4 separate regions of the Mus musculus genome follow, and regions 1, 2 and 3 are each linked to region 4. The links are chromatin loops, found by intact Hi-C in ENCODE. Cell type or tissue: left cerebral cortex. All regions are shown on one strand. Region 1 holds the start of Fkbp1b (FK506 binding protein 1b). Region 2 holds the start of Itsn2 (intersectin 2). Region 3 overlaps Atad2b (ATPase family, AAA domain containing 2B). Region 4 holds the start of Atad2b (ATPase family, AAA domain containing 2B).

Evidence for each region. Hi-C counts contacts between places; a loop is a spot of excess contacts. Peaks named below come from ENCODE experiments on the same cell type or tissue, not always from the same donor. Only the 100,000 strongest peaks of a DNase experiment are listed, where the experiment ranks them.
Region 1: a loop joins it to region 4, with 3 times the contacts of the local background. A loop is called at or near these places in 15 of 42 quality-filtered maps.
Region 2: it touches region 4 in a loop (4-fold over the local background); 3 of 42 quality-filtered maps call a loop at or near these places.
Region 3: it touches region 4 in a loop (2.9-fold over the local background); 4 of 42 quality-filtered maps call a loop at or near these places.

Annotation. Positions count from the first base shown.
Region 1 is chr12:4,836,060-4,844,059 of GRCm38, forward strand. It overlaps Fkbp1b (FK506 binding protein 1b), which reads right to left and starts at 5,514. Exons shown (of 4, transcript NM_016863.4): 1 at 5,340-5,514; 2 at 2,110-2,157. The coding sequence starts at 5,376. It overlaps Wdcp (WD repeat and coiled coil containing), which reads left to right and starts at 7,244. Exons shown (of 4, transcript NM_001170858.1): 1 at 7,244-7,392. In left cerebral cortex, no CTCF peak of the experiment used is centred here; DNase peaks (open chromatin) are centred at 1,296, 3,688, 4,096, 5,563 and 2 more places; H3K4me3 peaks cover 2,596 bases; H3K27ac peaks cover 1,491 bases.
Region 2 is chr12:4,588,278-4,596,277 of GRCm38, forward strand. Itsn2 (intersectin 2) reads left to right here and starts at 4,731. Exons shown (of 40, transcript NM_001198968.2): 1 at 4,731-4,955. Gm3625 (predicted gene 3625) reads right to left here and starts at 5,454. Exons shown (of 1, transcript NR_169069.1): 1 at 1,518-5,454. In left cerebral cortex, no CTCF peak of the experiment used is centred here; DNase peaks (open chromatin) are centred at 601, 4,010, 4,661, 5,466 and 1 more place; H3K4me3 peaks cover 2,731 bases; H3K27ac peaks cover 1,662 bases.
Region 3 is chr12:4,968,992-4,976,991 of GRCm38, forward strand. It overlaps Atad2b (ATPase family, AAA domain containing 2B), which reads left to right. Exons shown (of 28, transcript NM_001362349.1): 15 at 361-451; 16 at 4,977-5,288. Among named protein-coding and RNA genes, the nearest start is that of Atad2b, 56 kb to the left of the region's middle. In left cerebral cortex, a CTCF peak has its summit at 4,158 (motif pointing left); DNase peaks (open chromatin) are centred at 3,225 and 4,159.
Region 4 is chr12:4,912,905-4,920,904 of GRCm38, forward strand. Atad2b (ATPase family, AAA domain containing 2B) reads left to right here and starts at 4,449. Exons shown (of 28, transcript NM_001362349.1): 1 at 4,449-5,017. The coding sequence starts at 4,805. In left cerebral cortex, a CTCF peak has its summit at 4,437; DNase peaks (open chromatin) are centred at 4,418, 5,154 and 5,454; H3K4me3 peaks cover 2,605 bases; H3K27ac peaks cover 2,079 bases.

The sequences.
Region 1 (8,000 bases), 77 kb before region 4:
GCTGTGATTTCAGACAAAGCTACATAATCCAGAAACAGGCCTACATAAATATGTTGACTTCTTTTGCAAAGATGTTTCTTTAATACAACAAGTAAAGGATGGCTTTTTGGATTAACATTGCTGGATTGAACCTATATCCACATTGGGGAAAAACTGAACTTAAACCTCTAGCACCTCTAAACATAAGAATCAATTCTAGATGAATCCTAGACCTAAATATGAATAATAAAATAAAAATAATAAGGGAGTAGTAGGCATCCTACCATTCAGAATTTCTACAAAGTAGCTAGGCATGATGGTATGCACTGTAATCCCAAGATTCAGCTGGACGCAGGAGGACCAGGAGTTCAAGGCTAGCCTTGACTATAGGACAAATTCAAAGCCAACCTCAGTCACCTGGGACCGTGTCTCAAATAACAAAACAATAAAAAAAAGAAAAGAAAACGAAACACCACCACCACCATTTCTACTATGTGATAAATAAACATGAATACACGAGTATCTTCACAATAGAGTGAAAGACTCCTTTAAGTGAACACAGAAAAGTATGTAAGCGTGAAGACTGACTAGTATGACATCACTACGAAAAATGAAGAACTTCTGCTCAAAGGATACTATTAAAAGACTAATGGCAAGGCCAGAGGACCTTGCCAAGGTCCTGCAGAGGACCTCAGTTCAATTCCTGCCACCACACGGCAGTTCTCAACTGTTTGTAATTCCAGTTTCAGAGGATCTAATGTCCTCTTCCAGCCTAAGCAGGACTAGACACACAAACTCACTATGCAGCCAAGGTTGGCCTTGAACTTTGGATCCTCTTCTTCCCACTCCCAAGTGACGGGATTATAGGCGTGGGCCAGCAGCCCAGCTTATATTTACTTCTTTAAAAGGTTACTAGAAGCTTCCTAAACACAGTCTCCTGCTGTATTTGACAAGACAAGGTCTCCAAAAGCAGAGCCACTTGTAAGCTGATTCCTTTAACACACCCTGCCTGCTCAGTGCATACAGTGTCGGGAAACTCTGCAGAAGGATCTTTGGTTTCATTAACTGGATAAACAATGGTCTGCCCACAACACGTAGAACAGATAAATCAATTACCCTGGTCGGAGGCTCCAGAGGCCCCAGGGCAATTAGGCCACATCACTAGGAGGTAAAACAGCCCTCCTGTGCTGACATCAGCGGCTGGAGATACAACTGTTAAAAAAACCAGCCATGTCATCTGCTAGAACCAATCTGGTGCTTCACACTGGCCTAGAGAACTGCTAAAAATGGCCCCATCTGAATATGTCCCAGGAATTAAGCTGGCCTTGCTGTATGCTAAATGGCTGTCACCCATAGAGTTTGCCACATTAGGAAGCGAGTCACAAGGCAGAGAACTCACACCTCTTAGAGCAAACACCTGCCAGTAATCTTCCTGCCAGCAGTCCTAAAGAACTCATCTAGAATGTTCCTGGGGGCCGGGAGGAGGGAGATGGCTCAGCATTTAAGAGCACTTGTTGCTTTCCCCAAAGCACCCCACTTCAGTTCCCAGCACCCACATGGTGGATCATAAACATCCAGAACTCCAGTACCAGGGGATCCGACATCTCTCACCTCCACCAGGCACACATGCGGCACACATGCAGCCAAAGCATCCATACACATAAGATAAACTAAATAAGTATAGACTGTCCCTTGGTCCCTGGGTCTTCAAACACATCATTCAAGAAGGGACAGTAGACTTGGAGCAACTACCTCTGGATTCTCCCAGCACCTGGAGACAATGCAGCCACTAACCCCATCCCTCTCACTGCAGTGGAGGTGGGAAGGCACAAAAGAGGAAAAATAGGATAAAAGGGGATTTTGAGGGTGCTCAGACCTTCCAGAATAAGTCTGAAACATCAGACAGGAAAAGAAAGTTCAGAGTAACAGGTAGTAAAACTGGAGGTGTTTGACTTTCTCGGAGGCTGGTACCATAGGTGGTCTTTGTGGGTAAGGAAAAAGTAAAAGTGGTCATGGGCAACTTTGGGCTTTGAGGGCAATCCATGGACAAGATCCTCTTGAGGAAGCTTATAGGACAGCCCTGCCTTGGGAGGGGCAGGCCTGGGCCAGTGCTGAGAGAATGAAACCTACCTGTGTAGTGCACCACACATATCTGACCCTTCTTAGGGAATGTCCTTCCTGTTAGGAGAGATTAAAGCAGATGAAACGTTAGGTATTAGAAAAGCTCACCAAGATGGGCGGCGGTGGTGGCCTTTAATCCCAGCACTGAGGAGGCAGAGGCAGGCGGATCTCTGTGTATTTGAGGCCAGCCTGGTCTACATAGTGAGTTCCAGGACAACCAAGGCTATAGAGAGACCTTGTCAAAACAAAACTAACAAAACAAAACAAAACCAAAAAGCCAACCAACCAACAAACCCAAACTAATAATGTCTCCTTTCTGGTTTGTATTTGAACTTGATGCTACTGGTCTCAATTTCCTAGTCTAAAATTACTCCCTTACTTTCATCTATTTTACAAGTGTTCAGGAATAGCCTACTACGTGCTAGACCAGAATCATGAATAGCCTACTGTGTGTCAGATGACCAGAGACAGAGAGTAATATATGAACCCGTGAAGAAGAGAAGCACAAACCTAAATCTCAGATTGCTATAGAGTCATGATTACATCAAAGATGAATATCATTAACAAGAAATCAATAATGACCAGGCCTGTGCCCTCATATCAGAGATACATCGGAGAACAATAAAGACAGGAGCCCTGCTCTTCTAGGGTCTACCTTCTTTCTTTTGTGTACATGGGATGGTCATGTGGGGTGCAATGGAGTGGGGTGTGTGTGTGTGTATGTCACACCTAGCTTTTTTGGATGAGTGAGGAGATTCAGGCTCAAGTCTTCATGCATAGCTAGAGCTCTTAGCCACTGAGCCATTTCTCTGGTTTACATTCTAATGGAAGGAGACAATGCTCACATAAATATGATCATTACAGATGGTGATAAATCCTTTAAAGAAAATGAACACTGATGAATTTCAGAGAGACACAGAGAGCTGGCAATTTCAGAAAGGGTGAGCCAGGAAGGCATTTTGAAGAAGATGAGGTTTGAGCTGCTGCTTAAGAAGGAACCAACTCAAAAGACCATGAAGCAGGAAAAGATTGGTGCACTTTCAGAATAGGAAGGAAGAGGGTGAGATGGAGGAGAGGAACATGACAGTGATGCACCACGCAGCGTGCAGAGATGGGTCCCATACTAAATGCAATTGGAAACCACTGATGGGTTTAAAAGCATGGAAATGACCTAATCTGAATTAAGATTTTATAAGATCACTCTAGCTCCCGAGTGTGGGATGGATGGTTAGACATCTGTTGCTATAGTCTAGACAAGAAATCAATGGTTGCATGAATTAGCAGAGAAGAGAGTGAAATAGATTAGAGATACGTTTTGGAAGCAGGGCTGACAAGGGCATGCAAGTGGATGAGAGGAAGGAGCCCACTCCCCATCTCACCATTGAATGGTGGGAAAGGATTAGGGTTTGGGTAACCGGAAGGTGGTAGAGCTGTTCTGAGAGATGAGAAAACTGGAAAGGAACAGATTTGTGAGGGTGGCAATCTTGAGCTGCCCATTAGACATGCAAGTTTTTACTGCACAGAGGCAGATGCAGAGCCAACCCTGGATAAACAAACTGGGTGGAATAGAAAGCTATGAGACTGGATTAGGAGCTTGGGAACATAACAACACAGTCAGCGGTTAGTGGACTGTAGGAGCCTACCAAAGGAAGCCAGAGAAAGCCCCACAGAAAACAGTTAAATTGGCTGTTAAAAGATGGGTGGGCGTCTGTCTGGAGAAGTAAAGGGACCTGGGAAATAGAATTAGTTGTAAGACATGCTCGAAACCTGGAATCCAGAGTTGGGATGTAGCTCATGTACAGCAGGTGCCTAGCAAGCACAAGGGTTCCACCAGGAAACACACAAATCCTTAGGGTCCTAGAGTCCAGTCACAGTGAGAGCCCATTGGTTCCATCCTGTAACCCTAGGTCCAGCACACAGTGTACACGTTCCATAAATATCTGCTAAATGAGTGGTTTGTTTAACAACTCACAAGTGGCTTGGTGAAGTTGGTTGTGGATGCATGGATAGTAAGTATCGAAAGAGGAAGTGCCAGTGTGGATCCCTCCCGCCCTAGCAATCACCAAGAGGGCAGCTGCTTGCAGAAGTAGGGGGAAGAGTCTTTTAATGATTTTCTTCCTGAGGGAGGGGCCCTTAAAGCTCTGCATTTTAGGGGACCTGTGAGAAAAATGAGGGGACTGAGAACGGAAGTCAAATGGAAGGCGGGGAGAACGAAGATGGGGAGACAGCTCAGAGGCTGTGTGGGTGACAAGGCCTGGGAAGAAACGTGTATCTGCAAGGAGTGATCTGGGCAGTATCGGGTACTTCCAGGAAGCCCTCGGTTTGTAACCAAGAAGCCCTTTAACTCCCTGCGAAGGAGCATGCCAATAATATCCAACAGCAAGTTTGCTTGTTAAACACTCTGGACCTTGGGGGTGGCTTTTGGTCTGGATTAAATTTTGCTTAAGAAATAGCTACTCCTTGAATATGTTGAATACACCCAGTTTTCTAAATAGTTGAGGAAACTTGGTGAGACAGGGAACCCAGAGATAGATAGACTGGGAGGAGGGGGTGGGGTGGGGCGATGAACCAAATTATGGAACGCGAGTTGTTTTGACCTGGCTGACCCGGCACCATGGACCCCCCAGGAGGATCAAGCAGCAGGTCCGAAGGCTGGGTTTTGACTGAGGAGGGCATGGTAGAGGGCAGATGACCAGGAAGGGTGAGTAGGACCGGGAGGGTGAAATAGGAAGCAGAAGCAGCCAAAGGAGTGGCAGGCTCCCAAATTGGCTCTCTCCACAACTAACCACTGCCCAGCCCTGGGGGCCTCCAGACAAGAGGGGCGGGGAGGTGTGGTGCAATAGGAGGGGTTTCTCTGTACAGCAGGAACCCCCAAAGCGAGATCATCCCTGGAACCGAACAGGAAAAACGGAACAGAAATTCAAACCTGGGAAGTCAGTAGCAGCGGTTAATCGAGAGGTTGCAGCTCAGGAGATAGCAGCCGCAGCCTAGGACAGTGGCTGGACATAACCCCCTTGCCCTAAGGTGGCCGCCTTCACTCCCCAAGGTGAGCGGGCGCAGAATGGGATGGTGCGTTGTCCTCTGAAACCCACAAGAATCGGGGAAGGAGGTCTCCTCCTGTCGCCCGCATCTTTGACCCTCTCCCCGCTTCAGGTCCCCGGAGCCACCTCGGAATCAGATCCCAGCCCGCGGACTCCGCCCCGGGACCCCTCCTCCTCCCGGGCCCAGCCGCCCGGTACCGTCTCCTGGGGAGATGGTCTCGATCTCCACGCCCATCACGGTCCCACAGGCCCCGCCTCCAAGGGGGTCCTCGCGGCTGCCCCGACCCCGGCTCCGCTCTGGCGCGGACCCCGCAGGCACTCCCGCTCGCCTTCTTGCCGCCACTGCAGAGCCGGAGGAGGTGCGGCTGGAGTCAGGACCTGCGCGGGGAGGGGCCGCCGGGAAGGGGGCGGCGGGGTGGAGCTGTGCGACAAGGTGGGGTCGGCCGGGGCGGAGCCCGAGGGAAGCGACCCTGACGTGGCTGCTCCGGATCCTGGCCAGACTAACCACCATTAACCCACTGGCTGAAAGGGGAGGCAGGGTGAGCGAGGCGTGCCGGCACTAGCACATCCACACATCTATCCACTCAGTGTATATTTATTTAGCACCTACAGGGTGCAAAGCCCCAGGGAGTCCACTCAATCCTACAGACTAGGAGAAAGTCGGTAATTAAACTAACTCTTTAAATACGTGTGCTCAGTGCCGTGGGGTTCAGAGTAAAACGGAAGCACCCGAGACTGATACCTACCCGGGTTAGGCTTCCCGAATCTATTGGAGCAGAGCCGGCGAAGGGAAGAAACCAATTATTGACGAATTTTCCTCAACCACCTTAAGACCACATTCATCATTCCTCAAAGTTTTACAGCAGGTATATGTATTGGAGGTCTCACCTTTCAAGGTAAAGGACTGCTCCCTGGGGATTCCAACTGAATTAAAGGAGGATCAGCTCTGTGCTGAAGATACAGCGACAGCCTGAATGGTGAATGCTATAGAAGGAATGAATGAATTCTTTTACCTCTACCCAAACCAAACCAGGATCTAAAAAGATACTTTTGTCCTTCCCCAATCCGAATTCCGCTTCCTTGGTCCTGGGACTTGAATCCAGGGAAGCCAGGGCCTGTTCACTCACGCTAAGCTAACAGAGGTTACGTCCATGGCCCCTAGGAAGATACATTGGGAGGAGAAAACATTTGCTTGAAGGCTGAAGGAGACTTTAAGAAATGCCCCCCACCCCCATCTTTTCTACACCCGTTGCACAGATCTGAATTTGTTTCTGACAAGAGCCAATGGGAGGTGAGTATGGGAGAAGGACCTATTTATTCAAAGGCCCAGAACTGGAACTTGACGCATTTTCCTCAGTTTCTCCATCTCCACTCTTCCAAGTGGCTAGCTCGCAGATACTAGCTTGCCAGGATACAAGGACTAAAGTTGGTGCTCAGAAAAGCTGGTTTACGGTACTGTGCACGTTAGGATCAGAAAAAAACCCGTGTGTGTGCCCTAGAGTCGTCAGGGCTTAAGGCAAACAAACAAACAAAAAAGCTTAAGACACCCCACCCTCCAACCCTGACCCTCACCCCCCTACTGGTTATGGCCTTGGGCAGGTACTTTGAGATCGGGGTAGAACAGATCTGCTACTTGGGCAGGCCTACGAGGCTGGCTTCAGGTAAACGGATGTATTTACATTTTGGGAGTGATATTTTATGGGATTTTTAAATGTGGAGTTCTTGACTCCCCTCTAAACTAAACACTAACTTTTTACACATGTTGACTGTAGAATTCCGATTCCCTCTTGCCAACCAATTTTTTTTTTCTCTGTATAGCCCTGGCTGTCCTGGAACTCACTCTGTAGACCAGGCTGGCCTAGAACTCAGAAATCTGCCTGCCTCTGCCTCCCAAGTGCTGGGATTAAAGGCGTGTGCCACCACGCCCGGCTCTTGCCAACCACTTCTAAGAGAACAGTTGAGACCTGCGTGGGAAAAGAGGTTGAAGCACTTGAGGTGTATTGTGAAGATTTTCGGGCGGTGATTTCGCGGGAACTACAACTCCCAGAAACACTTGCGGCAAAGCCCGCGCTTAATGGCCATCGGAAGGACCCGCCGCTAACGTGACGCACTCAATAGCCAATAGTCTAGAGGCATCTCCGAGGTCCAAAGGCCGAGGCTTCCGTTAGGTGCCCGGGACTTCTGATTCCCGGTCCTGTGACGTGAGCGGCCCCGGGATTTTACGTGTGGGACGGGGAGGCAGAAGACTAAGGTATTTCGTTGTGTGTGTGTGTGTGAAGTGGGTGGCACTTCAGGCCCAGGGATGTAGGCGTGGGGAGAAGTTGAGGGAGAGTTGGAAGAGGACCAGGCTGCAGTAGAAGCAAGCTCACGGTGTGGGTTTTAACAAGTGCCCTTGGGATACACGAGTGATACTTCTGGTAATAGAGCTTAAGGAATATAGCCTTGTTTGTAGTAAGTTAAAGTCGCCTACGAACTTTGAGATGTTTGAACAAACCGAACTAAGAACTTGGTTTAAATTACAAATGATAATAGCCGAGCTTTTGGTTAATTCCAGGAGGCTCTAACGGGATGATCAGTTAAGCTGTTGCCAGTATCTCTGTCTCACGTCTCTCATCCTTCTGGGAAGCTAGATGGGGAGTTTTGGTTTTGGTTTGGTTTTTATCTGGTTTGGTCTTTTTGAGACTGGGTGTCATTTTGCAATCAGTGCTAGCCTAGACCTAGCTGGACTCGAGGCAGTGTGTGTGTGTGTGTGTGTGTGTGTGTGCCTGCGCCCGCGCGCCCGCCTCAGCGTTTGCGCACGCACGTGCACTTGCTTTGGTGCATAGCTGGAAGTCATAGGACAACTTTTGTGAGTTGGTT
Region 2 (8,000 bases), 320 kb before region 4:
ACATTGCTGCTATCTGAATGCAGAACAGCAAGGCTTATGGTTTTTGTTGTTGTTGTTGTTTTTTGTTGTTTTTGTTTTTTAGGTAAAGGGGCAAAAGAAAATCTAAACTAGGCATGAGAAAATTCTCAAATATAAGGTGAAGCCTGGTTTTGACCTCTCCTTTTTACAAGGCCATCCAGGTTAGATGATCACAAACAGAAACTCAGGAGTGGGAAATACAGTTCCGTGATGGAACACAGTTAGTATAAGATCCCGGGTTCCATTTGCAGCACCACAAAAAAGAAAAACTAAAATGGTAAAAAAAAAAAAAAAAAAAAAAGTCCTACCTAGTGCAAAGGGCTATATTATTAGTTAGGTTATTATAAGAAGTCATCTGGTATCTAGTCTATCTGTAGACAGAAACAGTGACATAAGCAGACAGCTGGGGATACATGCCAGACTGGAACCATGTCTGACTCTTGAATACACACTGGATTCCCATTCTCTGAGCTACACCTGCCAGACTGGAAGGCCCTGGTGCGTCAGTCATGAATGAGCACACCCTGGTCAGAGCTTTCCGGCCTTTGGTTCCACCCTACAGTGCTGGCACAGAACCAAGTCTGGGCTGACTTCCCTCCCCAGCTTGCCTGGCACTGCCTTTCCAGTACCATCCGGATTTAAGCCAGCATCTCAAGTTATATATATACAACACCAGCAGCCACAACACCAGCAGCCTGAAAGTGGTAATACTCTGCCAATGCTACAGTTGGAGATTCCCCCTCCCACCCCCTCCTCTAAGCCATTCCTGTTTTCACTTGTTTCTACTCTACTCTATACTCTAAAAAGGGTCTGTAGGTCGAGTGGAGAAGCTAACCTAAAGATCAGTTTGTCCTGTTGACTATGGTTAGGAACTAGGAACATGTGAGGTTCTTAGTAACTTTTAATTTTGTAAAAACAAACAATCCAATTAGTGACATGACAAAGACATCTCATGGAAGGCCTAGACCTCTTCGTGGGCCTTGAACTCACTACCCTGACCTACGTTTCATCATGTGTATCACCCTGTTATAATAGGTCAACCTCAACCTGGTTTCCTAGATTGATTTGACTTTAAATCTTCAAGCCTTAATCACTATTGTCAGTAGTTCATTCTAAGTTTTGAAAGGAAAAAGGAACTGAGAAAGGGAAAACTTCACCTTTTATCCATTTCTCGGAAGAGAGAGAATATAGGAGAAATGCCTAGGTTCCATTTTTTTCTTATAAGCCACTAAAATAGATGCCTTAGCTAACAGGGGACATGAGCAAGCTCCTACCAAAGAAAGACAAAAAAACAAACAAGCAAACAAAAACCCCAAAAATGACTTTAAACAGGTCCATTTTCCCAGTACTCATGTCCTCAGATGTCCTGGGCATGGGGGGGTGGGGGTGGCAGAGCAGGGCTTTGGTGCTCTGCAGTGGAGCACAGTTACACTGTTGGCACATATTTAATGAGGATACCAAACAGTTAAATATTCAGTGAGAAGGAGGGGAGTGGCAGCTTAGAGTTTTACATTTTATTTAGCATGTACTTGTTATTATACAGGGCACAGGGCTGTAGAGGTGGGAGTTACAGGAGAACTTGCAGGTTGATTTTCTCCTTCCATCCTCGAGACCCAGAGAGCAAACTCAAGTCATCAGGAGTGGCAGTGGGTGCTTTTATTCACTGAGCCACCTCATTTATTTCAACCCATTCTTTTACATCCATGGATGTAAATCTACATGCAAATATGAAAGCAAGTAACATCTACGTTTTCATATAAAATATAAAAATTTGTAGCAAATAGACCTGCACTATAGCTTTAAACACTAAAGAAAGTTACTTAAAGGGAATTATAAATGGAAACTCTGGTCCTTAGGAAAGAATGAAGAATACCAGAAGTAACAAATATCTGGACAAATCAGTATGGTTTCTGTTGGCCATAGCCTCTTAATTTCCTTATAAATTATTTATTTAAAACTAAGGTTATACATAGCATTGCCATAGGCAGTCTATTAGTGGTAAAGGTCTTATGTAAAAGACAAGCCCCTGGTTCACACAGTTTCCTATATAATATTTACCTTACACTATGGTTGAAATCTGCATATTTTCCTTCTGTCTATTCTAGCCTGTCCTTACCATCATAGTCTTCTTTTGAAGACAGGCTGGGAGGTTTTTGGATGAAGAATGGGGTCTTTAAAAACAGGATCTATAAGGCTGGAAGGAGCATGAAAGGAAAAGAGCTTGTGGTTAGGGGTCCCCATGGTAAAACCTTGGTTTATAGTAATGGCCTAAGAGCCTATCCTAGATTTGGCAGAAAGGGAGAAATATGATATGCATAGTTTACTTCCCTGCTCCCTAAGCTTTTCACGCTACACCAACTACTAATCTTTTAGGGAATTGACAGAACGTCTCTGAATTAGGTAGGGCTTGTTATTCATCTACAGTCCATGCTAGAGGTAAACAAATGACAGTCAGATCTGGGAAATTCTGAGGGAATTCACAGGTAGAGTTTCAAGACCAGCCCATGAATGGAGGAATGAACTGGGAGGGTTGCTACATCACCTACCTGAATCATAAATTCCTAAAGACTGAGGATGACGAGAATTCTGGGTGGAGAGAAATGACTGACTATTTCAGGTGCTGAAGTTTTTGCTGGACACTGAGTGCTCTGGTATTTGGCTAAAGAAGACACAAGGAGAGAAGAAGGGTTTTGCAAGCCTAAAAACAAAAATCAAAAACGACAAAAAGGACTGTTTTTGCATAAGTAGGGAAAGAAAGATCTAAAGGCAGCAAGAACATTTCTTGGGTTGCTTCTGTGTTTGCCAGCCTCCAAAATTCCATTTAGCTTGCTGAACAGAAAGAACTACTGTTAGCAAGGCCTGCCCAGCAATCTGAGAATCCTTCATTTCTTTTCTTCCCTCATTACTTATATCCACTAAGTAAGTCCAGATTTATTCCAGAATCGCATATGTATGTATAAGAGAAGCTAGGCTAGAGGAGGCCCTCATACTCTACATTGTGACAGGATAGATTGATCTCAAGTTCTGAATAGAAACTGGAATTATCAGCACTTGGGAGACAAAGGCAGGCAGATCACTGTGACTCTGAGGCCAGCCTGGTCTACAAAGAGAGTTCTAAGACAGCCAAGGCTATACAGAGAGACCATCCCCCCCCCCCAAAAAAAAACCCTAAAACCAAACAAAAAAAATCCCAAGTTGTTGACTTAGTGTTTGGGATACTGCAGGCAGACATACAGAACTCCAATTTCTGATAGCTCTGCAGTTTCTTCAAGGGAGGCCTTTAAATGCACCTGCGTCCCACCGCCCTCCTCTCAAGGATCCAGCAACCTCAACAGAAAGAAGGCAAGGTGAATGTTACCAAGTCCCGAACACCAAAATGCAAGCCAAGGGCTAATTGAAGAGTTAAGAAAACACCGTGAGAGCAAGAAAACCCTGTTTATCACCATCAATGTTTGCTAAATTCCTCCTAAGAGTTGGTTGTCCAGTTCAGTTGGCCCTGAGCATCTCCGCAATCTCTTTCAAGTCAGACTTTCTATCTGCATCAGCCCCAACAGGGGTCAGTGAAGCCTGGGGTCATCTGATCTACACATATCTCTCACATTTCAATTGAAATCATAGGGATACTAATGTTTGAAAACATCCATTTATTTATGGGATTTTTAAAAAACAATTTTTATATAGCCTAGACTGACCTCAAATTCACAATCCTTCTCAGCAGTCAGACTGATGCGACTCGTTCTCTGTGTGCAGGGGTTACAGGCACGCACCAGTTTACGTTATGAGTTTTGCATCTCAGTACACTTCCTTCCATGGAAACCTTACACTCCCATTTTGCCCATTAGGGACCATCATTTCCTCATCCTCAACCTTAAGAAAGCTTTTTTTTTGTCCAGGGGGTGCTGTTGCCTCTGTCAAACAGCAGATAAAGAATGGTGATTTGAGTGAGGAAACCACAGAATAGAAATAAGTTCTAAGTATGAGTTTCTCCTATTAGATGGGTAAGGATGTTTAGCTTCTGCAAGCAGAAAAGTCCGGGACGGTCTTCCTGTCTGTCATGAGCTTGCTCTTGTGTGTGAACAGAGGGATGCTTTTTCTCAGTCTCTGTCTCTGTCTCTGTCTCTGTGTCTCTGTCTCTCTCTCTTTCTCTCTCTCTCTCTCTCTCTCTGTGTGTGTGTGTGTGTGTGTGATGGTGAATGGACAGCTAACTCTTGGGTGTGGTAAAATCCTTTAAGGAGAGTCCTTGAGAAGGATCTGCAGCAAAGGTGGAGGCAACTCCTTTGCACCTCTAACTTCCCCATTCTCAGGAAAGGCTTGCTCACATGTTAACGAAGAGACCTTCAGTGAATAAGAAGGTTCCAGCTTGAGAGACAGCAAGCTCCATGTGTGGTCCAACGGGGATGTCCTGGACATCTCTTGGCCCTTTCCAAAACCTTAGGGTCCTGTGGCAGGAAATGTCCCACCCAGTCCCCGGCAAGTCACCTCGAAGAGGAGGAGCCAGGTGGGGGGTCTTGGCAGCTCCTGGAAGGGCTGTCAGCCGCGGAGCTTCGGGACCTGGCGGGAGGAGAAGCATTTCGGCCCACGCCTTCCACGGTTCCGGGGGCGAGGAGGAGCGCCACGCAGTGTCACGCTCCCCACGGTGAGGAGTAGGTGTCCCGCGGCTAGGCGGGCGGGCCGTCACTGCCCGCCCGTCGCTCGCCTCCCCGCCCCCCGGCTTCCTGCGGAGGCCGCGGCCGCCATGTTGTTGTGGGGCTGAGGCGGCGCCGGCTGAGAGCCCAGCAGCCGTGACAGGCTGCGCAACAGGTTCGCTGCGGCCGGCCTGACGACTGACCCGGCGGCGGCGGCCGCGGCACGGCAGGGTCTTCCCGGAGCTTGGCCGCGCCCACGCGCCGGTGTCGAGGAGCGCGCGGGGTCGCGCCGGGACGTGCGCGAGGCGCCAGGTGGGTGAAGCCGCCCGTCGGCGCGGCCGAGGGGCGCGGGGCAGGTGCGGCCGCCGCCGCCCCCGGGGTTCCACGGGCCGGGCAGAGGGGGCTGCGCGCCGCGCACCGCCGGGTTCAGTCCTCGGAAGCGCGTGCGGCCCCCGCCCTAGGCCCCGGCCGAGGACGGCCGTGCCGGGCGGAAACCTCCGGCCCCGGGGTTCCTGCCTCCGCCGCGGGGCGGGCGGGCCGCTCCTCTCAGAGGCCGGGAAGCCCGGGCCCCTTGCCGCGGCCTCGCTTGGCAGGTGACGGCCTCCGCCTATCGCTGGTGGCGACCGGGTTCCGGGCTTTCCTTAGGGGCATCTGGGCTGGGTGCGCGTTGCCTTGGGGACCTATTTTATTTTGGCTTAGTTGACTTTTCTTTTCTTTCTTTCTTCCTTTCTTTTCTTTTTCCTCCTTGGTCAGGGTTGCTGCAGAGTGTCAGGTGAGCCGCATCCCGGTGCGTCAAAGTAGCCGGAGTCACGAGAGGACAGTGGGCGGATGCTTGGCGTCCACTGCTCGCGTTATAACAGCTAAAGTTGAGAACTGTTAAGCGCTGACTTCTGCATTATGCATTTCTAGGGTATATATAGGAAGCACAGCGAGGAGTCTCTGTAGCCAAAGTTCACTGCTTATTTAAGGGAGAAGAGGCACCTACAAGTGCATAGTGAGTAGGTAAACCGAGGCTGCAAGTTTCATTCTGCTGAAAGACACTGTTTGCAGGTATTGGTCATGCTCTGTGTTATTCAGTGATTGTCCGTGGCAAATACACTCATTTGAAACTTGCATTCATAACGAACAGGAACATTTTGGATAGACCCAGCTACTTTACAATAGGAATTCAAGTTGACACAGAAATTACTGCCGTACTCCGTGCTTCTTGTCTGTTTCACGGCGTTTCCTACTTCCTCAGGGGACGCAAGGTGTCACTTGGAATTTTGTGTTGTTAGCTTAGTTTAGGTAGTACAGACTGGAGGCCAAACTAGGTGCTTAAGCCTTTGAGAAATTGCTAACTTCCCTTTCACGGTTTGCTGTATTGTCATCCAGTGCTAAAACCTAAAAGCAATCTAGAAACATGGCCTACAACATTTATACAAGTTGATGGGAGGCCTGCAAAATTCAGTTATGTGCTTGCCATTACGTTGGCGGTTATTCTTATGACTGGTGTGCTGCTGCTGTTCCAAGTAATGCTGGTAACCATTTAACGAAGTTAAAAAAATGTTCAACATATCCAAAGGCTCAAATCCCGATATTTCCTGAGTGTGAGGAGATATGTACATTCAGGGGATTGGATTTGTACTTTAAAAATGCATTTTTACAAAAACAGAGTAACACACACCTTTTGCCCAAACTTAGAGAATTTTTCAAGAATTTATTTTGGTCATTTTATCCTATACAAAGTGGACATTTTTTTATATAATCTTAGAAATTTTAGAGGTGTGTGTGTGTGTGTGTGTGTGTGTGTATTAAGGAGTAAAACGACCATTTTACATATTCTCAGCATGCTGTCTGCTACCAGGGGCATGAAATCTCAAGATATTTAGTTTTGATTCATCTTCAATCTAGAGTTTCACAGAGTTCCATCCTTCTGATAAAAAAATATGTATTGTGCATCACCCACTAAACTTCCTTTAGTATCACAGTGTATCTCCCATGGTGGTCATTTATAGAGCACTTACTAATATTATATTTAAATAAGTATATAAAACACTATGCTCAGTGTTTTATATACTTATTTAAAGCACATGAAGGCCTTGTAAGTAATGTCCTCCCATCAGATAGATAAGTAAAATGTTAACTTTTAACTGACTGCTCTAGGTCTCGGAGCTAGTAAGAACAAGTGTCTTGTTTCAGTTTAGAATTCTTTTAACTTCAGCACCTAAGCTCTTTCTGCAATTGCATAGATCTAAAGCTGAACATACATCTAAAATGTATTTATACTTGGCTCTTTTACAGTGGTTGCACATTGACACACCCTCCGGGGTAGAACGTGCATGTAGGTATTCTTGAGAAAGAGGAACTGAATGGGGCTTAAAGGATATGAGGCACAGAGGAAATGGGGGAGGAAACTGAACAGAAATAACAGTGAATAGACCGAGAAATAATGTATTTTCATAACTCTAAGAGTGCAACGTATTTCATTTGCAGTGTTTTGAGAGGTTCAATTAAAGGGCAGTTTCACAGCCATATGAAGACACTAAATAACGTTGTTATATACTGTCAGCCATATCAAGACACTGAATAAAACTCTGTTATTTACTGTACAGCTATTCAACTGTGATTATGGCGGACAATCAGGGAGTTACTACCAGATGGGAGACACTTAATTTGTTGTATTTAACCACCTGGCTTATGTTTTCTGAATCCTTTTCATGGTCAATGCATATTCATTTGAGGAAAGGTCTGGTTTAATAAAAATTGAGTACATGTTTACAACTCTGTTGGATAAAAGTATAGGCTCTCTAGTTAGACCTCCTACCTCAGCTCTAGTTCCAAATAGTTGTATGACCTTAAGCAAGTTTCTTTAATTCTCCAATTTCTGTTTCTTCTTCATCTTTAAAACAGGGATAATGATAGTCCCCATTTCATAGTGTTGTATGTAATATAAAGTGCTTAGTTGCTGTGCCTAGCATAAGTGCCCAGTAAGTGTTACCTGCTATCATCCCAGCCTGCTTCCTTCAGTGAGAAATCTCAAGCTAATTAGTCTGTCGTCCTCTCTGTGGTGCTGTCTCTCTTAGGTTTGTGATTTATTCTAATTACTGTAGAAAATAGCCTTTTCTTTTGGTGTTCAGTTTTTAATCAACATCAAAATGAGCCATATGAGAAGGCTAAAAAATGCATTACAAGAGTCTTCCTCTGTAGTTCCCTTCATTTCTACTACTTTGGATCATCACTTCAGTGCCTTTGGACTCAGATAGTTAAATTCTTTGCAGCTCGAAGTGGACTTAACTTGGAAGAGGCTAGTGTTGAGAGAGAACAAACGTGAGAGATCTAAATAGGCAAGGCTTTGTACTTGTCATTAGGACGGGA
Region 3 (8,000 bases), 56 kb after region 4:
TAGGGTTTTTGTTTCTGTTTTTAAGTTTTCTTTTTATGTATATATGTGAGCACACTGTCACTGTCTTCAGACACACCTGAAGAGGGCATCAGATTCCATTACATGGTTGTGAGCCACCGTGTGGTTGCTGGGAATTGAACTCAGGACCTCTGGAAGAGCAGCCAGTGCTCTTGACTGCTGAACCATCTCTCCAGCCCCCAAAATCTTAGGTTTTATAACAAACAGGTTGATGTGAATGCCAAGGTGTTTAAAATTCTTTTAAAACAGAGAACAGCTTAGTGTGGGGTTACAGTCAGAATTTGTTACAGCAAACCCATGAGAAGTTGGTGCTGTCTTACGCCGCTGTACTCTTCTTCTTAGGCCAGAAAGCACATCTTGCAGATCCACACCAGGGACTGGAACCCAAAACTGTCTGATGCATTTTTAGGAGAATTGGCAGAAAAATGTGTTGGTGAGTGCTCCTATTTGAACTCTTCGCCTGTCTCTGCTTGTCCTACTCCGTGTGCCTTTCCCTTTATGTTGAAATGTGAATGAGTACAGTTGTATGTCTTTAACTGTGTGATAGACGGCTCTGAATTCATATTTAAAAGTTATACAATCGTTTCACTTAAAGTTTCATGGATTGAATTCTCATCATGTGAGGTGTTTGGTGAACAAAGCTTAGAAGTCACATGGGTTTCATTGAATGCTGAACATCCTTCATATTACTACAGTCTCCTCTTAGGAATTATCCCTTCTCAGAAATGTTACTAAGAAAGACAAGCATAAGAGAAAAGGCCCATGTGGATGAGCACTGTGGCCTCCCATGCGTCCTGGATAGAGCTGTCGGGCTCAGCTCTGTTCCTGCAGTCTAGAGAGAGCTGGGTGGGAGGGGCCAGCAAAGAAAATCCTTACTGCTATTTGCCTCAAATATAAAACTTTTCAACTTAATTTAAATACATCACAGTAGAAAAATGTCACCCACAGAATAAATAACCATTGATGTTCTAAGAGGATGAGAGCACTGATAACCACAGGAGATGGAATTCGAGGCTTTCTCTCTTCTAATTAGGTCTGAAATAGGAGGTTAGTAGTAACTGAATGTACACAAAGGAAAGTTCCCTCATTCTTCCTTCTTCCTGGCAAGAGAGCATGCACTAAACCCATTTCATGGTTTTTTTTCCCCATACTCTGCAAAATATAAAAAACAAATAAAAAACTACCTATCTCCATGAATATTTTAAGCATTATGAAGAAATCCCTCAAATAAATCCATTAATGATATCTACTTGGGAAAACTTCAAAGTTACCAAAACCAAAAACATCAACTTAGTTAAAAAAAATTTCATTGTGATCCACTATCAAATAATTAAAACTTAAATAGAACATTAGTCCATTCAGTTAGCTACATCCGAATTATCCTCTTCATCCACAGGGACTTCCATCTCCGAAGCAGCATCCCTCAGCTTTTGAACCACAAAGACCTCGACATCTTCTGGTGAGGAGAAAACGTAAATCTCTCCAGCACTACCCCAATTTAAGCTTTGCCTGGTATAAGAGAGCATGCGCCAGACCCATTTCATGTACATTGGCTTGATCTTTGCAAAGCCTTGTGCTGCTTTATGGGAGAGGGTGGTACTTGGTTAAAACGAAACAAAACAAAACAGAACCCAGTCTTTCCTTTTTGATCCCTCTCCCCTTTATTTATCATATTATGGTATTAGAGTTCAGATCAGACTGGGAGCTTTTGTAGATTTTTCTGTGAATCTGTCACAGGATGAGCCTTAGTTGAAGTTCATAGTTGTCTTCAAGAAGTGAGAAATCCCTAGCTATTCTAAAATAACTTTCTATTACCCTGCCTTTCATCTGAAATGTTACACACTGAAGTTTAATTCTTTATCTTAATATTTGAGTTTCAGTTTTCATATGTGTTTCAAAAGGTCAGTCAGTATTCTGCACTTTTCCAAGTGACTTACTTTAGCATGCAGTTGGTCTTTAAAAGACATTTACAATGTAATTTCTTACTGGACTGAAACTTCTCTTGCTTTTCCTCTTTTTGTGGGGTGGCAGTATGTATGAGATATGTTTATATACCATTGGCTTTTTGGAGAGTTAAATAAAATTCCAGTGAAATTAAATGGTTGTGTGTTCAGTTATGGCATTGATTTCATTTAAGAAACCAGTTCATGTTAAGAATGGTCAAATGCAGATCTTCAAGTAGGAATAGAACTACTGTCCTATTAGAACTACTATTTTAAATTTATTTTGAATATTACTATATACCTCAAATATGTTTTAACATGTATGGTTTCAGTTCAGTGGGATTTATGCCTAACAAAGATTATGCAGTCTTGGTGAATATCTGCAAGGATAGTTGGCCTTTTATAGGCTATGGACTTTGACTTGAGATACCTTGGAGGCTTTTGCATGCATATCAGGTATTCTTTTTAAGTAATAAAGAAATTTCATAAAAAGCTGGTGTCAACATTTATACAAAAAATAGCTTACAATTAATAAAACGGATTATCTAATGTTTTCTGTTTATTTTCAGTGAGAGGCTTAAAACAACGAAAACATGTCTATGAAATATCTGTATTTGGGGCTTTCATTTTGTTTGTAATTTTTCTAAAGAAATCCTCATAAAAATATTGATCCTTTTTTCTAACCTAACCCTTTATAGTTATATTTTCAATCTTTACAAAAATTATAACCTAGCCGGGCGGGGGTGGTGCATGCCTTTAATCCCAGCACTCGGGAGGCAGAGGCAGGCGGATTTCTGAGTTCGAGGCCAGCCTGGTCTACAGAGTGAGTTCCAGGACAGCCAGGGCTACACAGAGAAACCCTGTCTGGAAAAACCAACCAACCAACCAACCAACCAACCAACCAACAAACAAACAAACAAAATTATAACCTAATAGTAACATGAAAGAACCATGTTTCTTCAGTCTGTTGGTGTCCAGTAGAGCATTGTTTAGGAATGGTGAATGTGGGTTTTGAAAAAGGATGCTTTAAAAACAAGAACGTAAACGTTTAACTTTTAAGGTTGTTTCTTCTGTCAGCATCCTCTGTTTCCTAAACTAGAACACTGTGAGAGTACAAGGTGTGCTATCACTTAGAGCAGGACAAGAGCCCCTGAGGGAGGGCCAGTGTTCACCCAGAGCATTGCCGTTCTGGTGTACTGTGTTCAGTGTTTGAATCCAGTGAAGCATATAGAAGCAAGTGAATGGTTCTCAACTTTTTTGTGCATCAGAGGAATTTCTAAATTTTTCTCAAAATACATACTTAAAATTTTAAACTCTCAGAGAGTGACTCACTGTTGTGGAGCCTGGGAGTTTGCATTCATTCTGATGAGTTTTTAAAATTGAGAACCATAGATACAGGCCAGTTAATTTCGCACAAGCAGATAAAGACAATATTGTCTGCTTTTTTTTTTTTGTCTAGTAATTGTGATTACCCACTGAAAATTTTCTTTAGAAAATGGATTCTGATATTGTTAATAAAGTCAATCTTGTGGACTCAATTAGGAAAGAATGAATAGCGTATTGCCATTGTATATAATTAACATGTTACTATGGCAAATATACTGCCTTATGTTCCTGGAGGATTTATGAGTACTTCTATAGTTGCTGTTGTATCTCACCAGCCTCTGAGCTTTTCTTGTTAACTTGAGCAGCTGTTGTAAAGAGGACCACTGCGTGTCCATTCACTGTGCAGATATTTACCGGGAATATAAGTATGGTTCTTATTTGATGATGGTAGTTTATTTTTATCTTACAAAATTCATGTTCTTGTGATTATTTTCTACTTTATAATGTTATACAAGTGTTCTGTACTCATTTTGTTGAAGTAATATAAAAACTGTATGTCAAAGAAAAATGTACTTAAAAATTTATTAATGGAGAAGTATAAAATAGAAGACTAATGATAAACATAGTTATTCTGAAGAATTATTTGGGAGTTAGATTGTTATAATATTTCTTTAATCTGTTTATAGTTTTTAAGGCAAATTCTCAGATTATAAACTCACGAGTCATTTTTTCCTTTTGTAATCATTTTTATTTTGGTATTTATAAGTATCATAAAGTCAACATGAAGTATAAAGAGGAAGACAACTCAATAGTGATCCCTAAGTTTAGGGCATAATGTTCTATAACTTGTTCAAGTGGCTCCCCCTGCTGGTGCAACTGATAAGGGTGCCCAAGTGAAGTTTAATTTAGTTGCTGATAGTAAAAGACAGTCTTTGGCTAATCTGAAGGTTTTGGTTTGTTTTTCCCTTTTGTGACATGAGTTTCTAGTAGATCATTTTTGTAAATGTATGTTTTGCAGAAGTAAGTAGGTAAGTAATGAGAGTCAGTGTGGGAAACAATAGTCTAATTACAACATTAAGTTACAGTGCTTTTCAACTTGTTAATGACTATTGTGCTATGCTCAGGTCTGATGGTAAATTATAAGTTTTTGAAGATTCTCCTTATATATAATACCTTTGTATCACTTTTTCATATGTATTTAGGAAGTTAGTAATATTAGAAAAAATAAGCCAGGAGAGGTGACACACACCTGTAGTCATAGGTACTCAGCACGCCAGGGCAGGAGGCCTGGGCAATTTAGTGAGATTTGGTCTCAAAATAAAATCAAAGAAAGATGAAGAATGTTGCATAGTGGTATAGTGTGAGGATAAAGTCTAGATTAAGATTAGTTATGAAAGATTGAAATGTAGCAGTAATTCTTTGAAAACTTGCCCTGAAGAAAGCTGTGCATCGCAGTCAGTGGTTTTTGACACACAATACAGGACTTTTTGTGTTAATGTTATTAGCTTATGTTTTTGATAATTTAAAATACTTAGAACATTTTTAGTCAGTTTTGTTAGGTGATTTTAAAGGATTCATTTCAATTTTGCCAATGATTACTGATTATTTTAGATAGAAATGTATGTATTATGAAACCAGAGTGATCTTCGGAAGAATTAATTTTGTTCCTTTTCTCGTTTTGTGCATTAGGCTACTGTGGAGCTGACATCAAGGCCCTGTGTACAGAAGCCGCCCTGACTGCCCTGCGGAGGCGCTACCCTCAGATCTATGCCAGCAGCCACAAGCTGCAGCTGGATGTCACCTCAATAGTGCTCAGCGCCCACGACTTCTACCATGCCATGCAGAACATCGTGCCTGCTTCCCAACGTGCTGTGATGTCTTCAGGACAGGCGCTGTCCCCCATTATAAGGCCATTGCTAGAAAGAAGTTTCAACAACATCTTAGCAGTCCTGCAAAAAATATTTCCTCATGCAGAAACTAGCCAGAGTGACAAGAAAGAAGGTACTGTAAACTACTTTTTTGTATTGTGAAAATAAGAAAAACATTTCTTCATAAGATTAATTAGAACTTTATTTCACTCATCACTGAATATTTCAGAACTCACATGTTGTCTGTAAATGGTGTTGCCTGGTGAATGTTTATTCACTCTTAATATGGAGGATGTTAGAAAGTAGACTATAGTAATAATTGCTTATTTATTATAAAGTGCCTAATTTATCATTCATGAATCCATATCAAAGTTCTATGAGTTTTGAGGAGATTGAGCACTTTGGTTATGCGAGGTCACTCAGTAAGATTGGAGGCCGACTCAAGCCCAGGGAGCTTGCCTGCCCCGGCCGTGCTTTGTTCGGACGCTTCTGTACAGTCAGCTCATTTTGATGATGTTGACAGAGCACTCTTCATTTGTGCCGATGAAAATGAAAATGAGCTGTAGGTAAGGGAGTAACGTCCAGCCTAATTGTCCATAGTTATAGATTTCATTAAGCCCGGGCCTGTAATTTGGACCTGAGATGAAATCAGAACATTATCCTAAAAATCACATTTTCATGAGGAAAAAAAAATTCTGCTGGAGATATAAGTTAGTGAGAGGCATGCTTGTCTACCTTGCCTGAGGTCCTGATTCAGCTCTCAGTTCTGTGTCAGCTGGACATGATGGTGCACGCCTGTACCACTGGAGAGGCGGAAGATGCAAGATCAGAAGTTTCACGTCATCTTTTGAGGGCTAGGTCAGCAGGACAACAGGAAACCTTGTTTCATCTCCCCCAACCCCCCCAAAAAGTTTAGGTTTATGTTGAAATCAAGTAAGACCCATGAAATTTGAAGGTGAAGTAGTGAGGGTTTTATTTTTTTGTTGGTTTAACACAGGGTTTCACTGTGTATTCCTAGCTGGCCTGGGCATTTTGCCTGCTTCTCTCTCTACCTGGGATTAAAGCCACGTGCCTGGCATGAGATAGTGTGTTTTGATTATTTTAAATTTATCTTAATACTCTCTTTACTTAGTGTGTAGCTTATAACAAATAGAAAATTGTTCAGAGAATTATAGCAACATTAAAATTCATTGATGTTGTCTAATGAATATCAAATGAGTATATTCAGTGAATCATGAATATTATTCAATTTGACTGTCATTATAAATATATTTTTTCAAAGACTAATTTTCTTTAAAGGAAAACTTTACATAGAACTCTTTGTTCCTTAAGGTTTTTTTGACAGGTAGGGTGTGGACAACTATTCCTGAGCATATCTATGAATCAGGCTCTGTGCTGTGATTTGTGTGTGTTTTTATCTGTGATAGGTACGTTCTTTGTCTTTCTTTTCTGAGACAGTTTCACTCTGGAAATCATTATATAGCACTGGTTGATAGTTAAACTTATAACAATCCTCCTGTCTTACTCTCCTGAGTACACTATTACAGATAGGAGTCATCACCCTAGCTTATCTATGATTTTTATAACTGGGAACACACATATAAATATCTTTATCTAAAACTTTCAATAAAAAACAAAAAACAAAATGATTTGCTTCTTTAGACAATGCAGGGACTCCCCAGGCAGACCAACGGAGTCAACTGCTGGACCCTCGGGGTCCAGAGACTGAACCACCAACCAAAGAACATACAAGGGCTGGACCTAGGCCCTCCATCCATGTGATGCAGACACTCAGCTTACTTTTTGTGTGGGTCCCCCAGCAACTGGAGCAGGGGCTGTCCCTGACTGCTGCCTGCCTGTGGATCCTGCTCCTCTAACTGGGCTGTCTTGGCTGGCCTCAGTGGGAGAGGATGGGCTTAGTTCTGCAGTGACTTGATGTGCTAGGGTGGTTGGTATCCAGGGGGGACCTCCCTCTTTTCAGATATGAAGAAGATGGCACAGTGGGGAGGGCCCATGGAAGGGGTACTGTGATCAGAATGTAAAATGAAGAATTACCTATTGTGAGAGATTTTTGATATTCTTTTTCTTCATTTGAGAGTTTCCATTTTATGGCATTGTTCTCTTCATATACTTTTATTTTTGTAATTGCAAAGTATACTTTACTTCAGGCAACAAAACTAAGTTGCATGTATTAGTGGGATAACAACTACATTTTATTCAAGTTGTAAATTCTTGTCTTTCATTACTTTATATGTATTTTCCAGTTTGTTTTATTCGTTAATATTTTTTCCATAGACCTGTATTCTTTCCTTGTTTGTGACATTATCACCTAAGAGATTTTCTGTTATTTCTCAAATAAATATTTACTAAGTATTTAGCTTTTAAAGGCCACTGTAACTCTTCTTACTTGTATCATTCTGTGCCTCCTCATTTTCTTCTGTTTGATTTTTGTGTGTTTGTTGGCCATGTGTATGTCCTGTGTGTGGGTGCACATGCGTCTAGGTGAGTGTACTTTGTGAACATGGAGCTGATGTCAGCAACTATCCTTCCTTGTATGTCGCCTGTTTCCCTGACTGAGTAGCCAGCTTGCTCTGTGAGTTTTGTTTCTGCTTTTCAAGACTGAGATTGTAGGAGGGCTGCCATGCTTACATGGTGTCTCTGTGGGTTCTGGAGATCTGCACTCATGGTAAGCACTTTAACCACGGAGCCATCCCCCTAGCCCTGTGCCTTATCTTTATACAGCATCCTATTCTTCTGTTTTAGAAATATATGATATAGTTCTTCCCTTTCTCCCTCCTTCCCTCCTTCCCTCCTTCTCTCTTTTCTTCTTCTTTTCCCTCACCTT
Region 4 (8,000 bases):
GTCCACCCCATCCAGAATTTTTAATTTTGCAAATTTAAGTTATGCATGGCTAGGAAACATACCGGACAACACACAAATCTCGTGTTTCACGTCATAAATTTTGCCTTGTAATTTAGTGTTTCTTCACATGCATCAAGCTTAGAAATAGTCTGTTGGATGGCATCTCATACTTACTAACTCAGGGTCAGATCTTCCCCGAGGAATGCCTTACAGCCTTGGAGTATGCTTCTCCTCCACTGGAAATACTCTTTTGAAGACATTGCCATTGCTAATTTGTGTTGATTCATCAGATGACAAACACCTAGGAAAATCAACTTAGGAGAGCAATGATTCATTTTGGCTCATGATCTCAAAGGTTCATGGTCGCCTTAGCTGGTTGCTGTGGGTCTGGGTGAGGCAGAACATCAGGGCAGCAAGACTGTGTGGCAGACTGAAGCTGCTCATGTCTTGGGGGAAGCACAGAGAGTAACAAGAAGGAGCCAAGATGGCATGACCCCCAGCAACTTAAAGCCAGCCCTTACATTCTAGAGCTCTGCCACTTCACAAAAGTCCATTCAAATTGTAGTCTATTAGTAGATTAAACCCTTGATTAGATCAGAACCATCAGGATCCAAGTGCAATCAAATAGACAATGATTAACCATACCTGAGCACAGTGCCACACACTGTAGTCCTAGTACTTGAGAATCTAAGGCCTAAAGATTAGGAGTTTAAGGACAGCATTGGCTACACAGTGAAACCCCATCTCTAAAAACATCAACTATTACATTTTTCTTTCTTCTCTTCTCCTCTCTTCTCTCTTTTCTTCTCTCCTCTCCTCTCCTCCCTCCCTCTCTCTCTTTTGTTCAAGATAGAGTTTCTCTGTGTAGCCTTGGCTGTCCTGGAACTTAATCTGTAGACCAGGCTAAACTCATACTAAAAGATCCACCTGCCTCTGCCTCCTGAGAGCTGGTATTAAAAGGGTATGCCACCACTGCCCACTTTACATTTATATATATATATATATATATCTCCCAAGTGTTGGGATTACAGGCATGCGCCACCACTGCTTGGTTCCTTTTTAAAAGGGGGGAAAAAAGGATGCCTGACACCTTTAATCCCAGCACCTGGGAGGCAGAAACAGGCAGATTTCTGAGTTCAAGGCTAGCCTGGTCTACAGAGTGAGTTCCAGGACAGCCAGGGAGGGCTACACAGAGAAACCTGTGTCAACAAACAAAAAATAATTTTTTATTTACATAAAAAAATCATCTTTTTAATTTAAATAAAAGATGATTTTAAATATTTTTTTATTTACATAAAAAATCATAAAAATCATCATCTTTTCTTTTATAGAATATTTTATGTCTTTTTTGAGAAATGTCTCTCTCCCCTCCCCCCCTCCTCCCCCGGAGTCTTCTTACCCTATGATTATAAAATTTTTGAGTTAAAAAATTAACAGCTTTGTTAACAGGAATAAAACATTCTAGCGAGCCTGTATAAAAGACACACAATGCAGGTATTTTATTTATAACCCATAAGCCTAGGTTGGGCTGGTTTGGAGCTATTCTGACTTATTTCCTAGCCATGTGTCCCTTGCTACTTGCTGTTTTTCCTGGCCAAGTGCTCATGGCCCATCTCCTCTCATGTTAGACTTTTCCACCTCCGTGCCCTTTCTTCTCCCTTCGGTCTCTCCTGAGAACTCTCACTTAATCCTCAAGTCCCATCTTTCTCCCTTTACCCAATCACAGGCTGTAGTCTTTTGTTGACCAGTTAAATCCGGGAGCAAGGTTTACATAACATCTGCTCCTGCTCATCAGAGGCAACCAGATCTTGGGAGCAAGTATTTAGCATTAAAATACACAGTAGCATCAGACCAATCCACTACACAGCTTTATGTATGCCTCTAATCAATTTAAAGTTAATCTTTATACATGAGATAGTAATAAAGAGATTTTATGCATAACATATATCCAATTGTCCTAACATTATTTGTTAAAATTTTTTTTTTATAGTCATCAGGGTGGTACATGTTTATAAGTAACCTCAGTTGCCAAGGAGACCAAAATACTAAGGTTACAAGTTTGTGCAGAGCTAGCCTGGGCAACTTAGTAAGATCTTGTCAGGACAATAAAACAAATTGCAAGAGTGAAGGTCAGTGTAAGAGCACTTGCCCAGATACACTTTTCTCTCTGTCTCTCTCTCAGACAGGATCTTGCAGTGTAGCCCAGGATGACCTTCAACTTGCTGCGCTAGTCTAGGCTGGCTTTAAAACAGAAGCTGTAAGGCTGGAGAGATGATTGCTCAGCGGTTAAGAGCACTGACTGCTCTTCCAGAGGTCCTGAATTCAATTCCCAGCAACCACTTGGTGGCTCATGACCACCTGTAATGGGATCCGATGCCTTCTTCTGGTGTGTCTGAAGACAAGGATGATGTGCTCATATACATAAAAGCTGTCTTGGCTCAGGGATTTTTCTTTAAATTTTTTTTTTTTTTCGAGACAGGGTTTCTCTGTGTAGCCCTGGCTGTCCTGGAGCTCACTTTGTAGACCAGGCTGGCCTCGAACTCAGAAATCCGCCTGCCTCTGCCTCCCGAGTGCTGGGATCAAAGGCGTGCGCCACCACGCCCGGCTTCTTTAAATTTTTTAAATAATTTTTTTTAAAATCTCTCAAAATAGAGGTTCTGATTTCCCTTGGATAGGACAAATATGCTGAAAACAGAAGTGAAGTTTAAAACTCTGCCTAAGTTCCCTCTAGGGTTTAGCTTTTGGTAGTTCCTAAAAGGAAGCAAACTTAGTATCTTTTGAACGGGTGTAATTTTTTTCTTTTTATTGTGCTACTTTGACAGGCGTGGGAGAGGGTTATACGGTATAGTCATGTGTTTTGCCATTACACTATATCCCCAAGTCTTATTTGTATATAGTTTTAAATAAAGTTTAAAAAGTATTTTATTGACTTATTTTTTTTCTCTAGTACAGACAGCTGTGCCCTATGCTCTCCATGCCTGCTTCCTCTTTCTTTCTTTCTTTCTTTCTTCCTTCTTTCTTTCTTTCTTCCTTCCTTCTTTCTTCCTTCTTTTCTTTCTTTCTTTCTTTCTTTCTTTCTTTCTTCCCTCCTTCCTTCTTTCTTTCTTTCTTTCTTTCTTTCTTCCTTCTTTTCTTTTCTTTCTTTCTTCCTTCCTTTCTTCCTTCCTTTCTTTCTTTCTTTCTTTCTTTCTTTCTTTCTTTCTTTCTTTCTTTCTTTCTTTGATGTATTTCCCCTCATTTTGTAGTTCAGAATGTATCTCTAAAGGAGTTCCTTAGGTCCTTGCTTGAAGTAGGGGCTCGTGCTTCTTACCACCAGTTGTACTTTACTGATCTCTTGTCCATTTGTTGGTGAGCTTTCTTGAGAATCAGAGGGTCTCATTATGTAGCTCTGCCTGTCCTGAAACTCACTATGTAGACCAAGTTGGCTTTGAACTTATTTACTTATTTATATATATATATATATAAATACACACAACTACTCTGTACATTCTATATAGTGAGGACTGAACAAAGCTTATTAATTTTTTGTTTGGGGTCTTACATGGCTAAATGTTATAACTATGAAGCTATTTAGTCTTTATTCACTCTTCACTTTTTTAGTGTAATAATCAGGGGAATTTCTGCCCAAATAAAGACTAGGCTCTCTATCTTAGATAAACTGTGATGCTTTGAAATGAACATTTATTCTTCCCTCTATAATTCCAGACCTTTCCATATTACATTAATTTAATAATTACATAGTACTTTGACTTTTTTTCCTTTGGAAGTGTTTTGTCTTAATTCTGCACACCGGTAGGATGGAGATAAAAGATGCTGCAAAATCCCTCCGGTAGACTTGGCTAAAGTCAAAGGGAACAACACTTGAGTTCAGTGGTTCAAATCTTTAATCCTGGCGCTTGGGATGAATGCAGAGTTCAAGGCTAGCCTGGTCTCCATAGTGAGTTTAAAAAAGGATGCAGAGTTCCTAGAGTTGTTTTTTCTTAGTTTAACTTGCGTGGATTACCGCAGGGACTTCTTTCATTCATTGCCATTATCATTTGGACAGTCATGCAATGTGCAGCCCAAGTTCATTAGGGGTCTTGCCCAAAGTACCTAGGCAACTGGAACCCCTCCGCACCGCACCGTCCTCTCCATTCCTTCTACTCCGCGCTTGGTCGGCCGTTCCTGGCGTCCTCCAGGCCACCGCAGGGGTCTGGAATCTGGGGTCCTCGGTCTTGGCCAGGCGTTGAAGGGTCCGGACTACGTTCCACGCGGAAACCCATCCTGCGCCCTGGCCGGCTCTGCCCATCCCCCAGTCTAGACAGGGCAGCAAAAGCTGGCCACTGTGGGGTTCACAGCCCAGAGCGCCTCCCCGCAGGCCTCCCGCCGATGCTGACGTCACGTCGAGGCGGGGCCTGTGCAGAAGGAAGGGCTGCGCGTCCTTGCAGCGCCCCGCAGCGGCCGCGTCCAGAAGCGGCCTTGTCGGCCCTGCGGCGCCAGAGACCTGACGCACGGAGCTCGATAGAGAGAGAACGAGAGAGAAAGGGGCAGACATGGCGGCTCCGCTCGGCTCCCGCTGAGGACCGCTGAGCGGGCGCAGGGTCTGCGCGGCCGGCCTGCAGCCTCGCTTCCGCCTCCCGCTCCCTGCCTCCTCGCGCCGCCGCCGGCTTCTGCTCCGCTCTAGCCTGTCGGGCCTGCGTCCCGGAGAGGCAACGCGAGCCGGCCCGGCGAGGCTCCGCTGGCCCCTGCCCGCCGGCGGGCCGGCCTTCCTCGCCTCTCCCGGGAGCGGCGGGCGCGGCGTGGACCCGGTCCCCCTGGCTGGACCATGGTGAACACCCGGAAGAGCTCTCTGCGCCTTCTCGGGTCCAAGTCTCCTGGGCCCGGGCCTGGGCCCGGGGCCGGAGCCGGAGCGGAGCCGGGGGCGACCGGCGGCAGCAGCCATTTCATCTCCTCTCGGACCCGCTCCTCTAAGACGCGCGCGGCCAGCTGCCCGGCGGCCAAGGCCGGGGGAAGCGGCGGCGCCCTGGACGAGGCCCGGGTAAGAGCGGCGGCCCACGGCCGAGGCTTGAAAGTGCTGGCCCGGCCGCCCGGGCTTTGTCTGGCCGGAGACCGTCTTGCGGGTGCGGTGGAGGGTGGCAGCCGCCGAAGGGCCGCGACTCCAGCACCTTAGCTGAGCCGGCCCGGTTCTTTTGTGTAAAGAACAGCACTCGAGTCCACGGGAGATGGCTCTTGGGGTTCCTTTCGGGGACATTAGAATGCTCTGCCATCCGTGTCCTTGCCCGGCTTTAGAAGGGAATTCTAGAGGAAGCAAGAATTTAAGGCTGCAGTGCCTGGCTTGGAAGGGGAGAAGAGAGAAGTGAAAGTTTTCTGCGGTGTCAAACCCCTCTTGAAAGTGTGTCAGCTCTTGCCGCTGTCTGAGTTTACTTAGTTTGGGGGTGGTTCAAGTTGGTAAGGAAGTGAACAGAGCTCCAGTTGGCAGGCAGGCAGGCAGGGATGCTGAAAAAAGTTTGTAGCTGCACTGACACCAACTTTAAAAACAAAACCAACGCTTAACGCCTCTGTAGGCAAGGCAGATCAGACACGGTGCTGTAAGCTGTAGGGCGAGCCAGCCAGCTAACCAAGGTTCTTGTAGAGAGCAGAGGACTTTCAAGTTACAAAGGGAGTATGTAGAAAGAAACGTGTCGAATGGCCATCGTGACATGGTTTCTACATTTCTGTTAAGGAAATGTTTTTCAAAAGTCAAACTAGCGTTGTTGTGGTCCGTACAATTGCAGAAGCAAGAGTTGCTTTAGTTCTTTAGAGATGAGATCTGAGATCCTGAACTTTTATCACCTGTAGTGTAAAACATGAAGCTAGCACATCGAGAAGTTTGTGTTACTATGAAATTGGTTCTGAATTCAAGGAGTGGGTTAATTCTGCCTAGAAAGAGGCTAACTTTCTAAGAGTAATTTGACTGAACAGTGTTCTTTATTTAAAATATTCCTTTAAATTCACACAATTTTTGTAACTTAACACAAGGTTTTGTAGGGATTTACAAAGTTGTGGTTTGTTTATACGTTTTCTCTGTGTTGACACTAATCAGAATGAATCTTAGTATACACAACAGAAATGCTATGTATACGCTTAGTATATACAGCAACCATGCCATGAAATATATTTATTGTATCTTTTTTTGTGAGAAATCCGGAAAGTATTTTTGAGCTGTTTTAATTTAGTAGACTTTTAGGAGTGTATAGAGTTCTTTGGTTGAGCTAAGTGTTCTGGAGGTTTTTTTTTTTCCTCCAGAAACCATCCTAAGGTACAAATTTCTGATGCTATCACATTCTTAAATAATTTTAAGGAACAGTGTGTCCTCTACACTTAAAGCGCAAATTAAATATTTAGCGTCTAAGTATGTAATTGTATCATGCTATGAGTGCCTAGTCTTTAGAGCCTTGTCAAACTCATCTGAGGCAATTAGCTCATCTCTCACTGATCAGTTTGTGGTCCCATTTTTGAATTCAGGGATCTCATGCTGTCCTCACCCCCTGAGGAATAAGGTGAGGTAATTTGTCAGGCAGCTGTTATGGAGATGTTAAAAGGCAAAGAATCAATAGTCTAATGTAGAAGTGAACACTTGGTAGCTTTTAAATGGCCAGAAGAATGAAAGATACTGTTTTTCTAGAAGGATATAATGAAACATTATCTTGAGAACTCTCTTAAAGTGTTTTAAGAGATCATAAACAGTTGGCTTGGCTCTTTTTTTTTTTGGGGGGGGGGGGTTTCGAGACAGGGTTTCTCTGTGTAGCCCTGGCTGTCCTGGAACTCACTTTGTAGCCCAGGCTGGCCTCTAACTCAGAAATCCGCCTGCCTCTGCATTAAAGGCGTGCGCCAGCCGCCAGGCAACAGTTGGCTCTTAAGATTTACTTTGAAATATTTCCCTTTCGTTCTTAAAGGGATTTACATTATAGCTATAGCAGATGATGAATCTAAGTTGCTCTCTGAGAAGTTTTTGAGATACTTTCATGCTATGAGCTATTGGACCTGTAGAAGAGGAAAAGTTACAGGTCTGAATTTATTGTTTATGTTATGCATTTCTTGTGTATTTCTGAAGTGAATTGATTTGAATGTGGCTGGCCCTTTAATTTGTCTTTATGTTATTGGAATTTAGCTCCTCTAGTCCACCCTTTCTGGAGCTTAAATGTACACTCTGTGTCTGTGGGGGTCTTTCATGGACAGTTTTTCCTGTCTGGAAAGCCTGATTCAATGGAGTTGGATTGCTACTTTGTGGCTTTAGAAGATGCTCAGTTATATATGTAGTGAGACTTGTGCTCTTTCCTCTTTGTAGTATTTAAGGAGTTCCTTTTTTCCTACTTATGTGCTGTTTTCTATATTTTATGTTGATTTTTTCCTCCCCTTCTCATGATTTTTTTTTTTTTTTTTGGATATAAATAAGTAACCTAATTTAAAACAAAAAGGATAAACCTGTAAAACTCCCGAGTGTTGGGATTAAAGGCATGCGCCACCGCGCCCGGCCCGTCTCGTGATTTTTAAATTATTTCATTCATTTTACTTATTTCTTCATTTCTCTCAGAAAATCATAGCACCAAAAGTTATTCCTAGAGTTTTGACTTTTTCTTAAGTGTTGTCTATGTAGGGAAGTAGATGCATTCTGTGTGTATTGAAATGATTTTTTTAAGTATCTTTTATTTTTAGTTTTTTTTAATTTTTTAATTTTTTTAGAGACAGGGTTTCTCTGTATAGCTGGTAAAAACGGTCTCAAAAAACAACCAATCGAGCTGGGCGTGGTGGCGCATGCCTTTAATCCCGGCACTTGGGAGGCACTTGGGAGGCAGAGGCCGGTGAATTTCTGAGTTCGAGGCTAGCCCTGGTCTACAAAGTGAGTTCCAGGACAGCCAGGGCTACACAGAGAAACCCTGTCTCTGAAAAACCAATCAACTCTGTCTAGGGGAAGCTGTGATTTGGATGTAAATAAGTAACGTAATTTAAAACAAAAAGGATAAACCTGTAAAACTGCCACC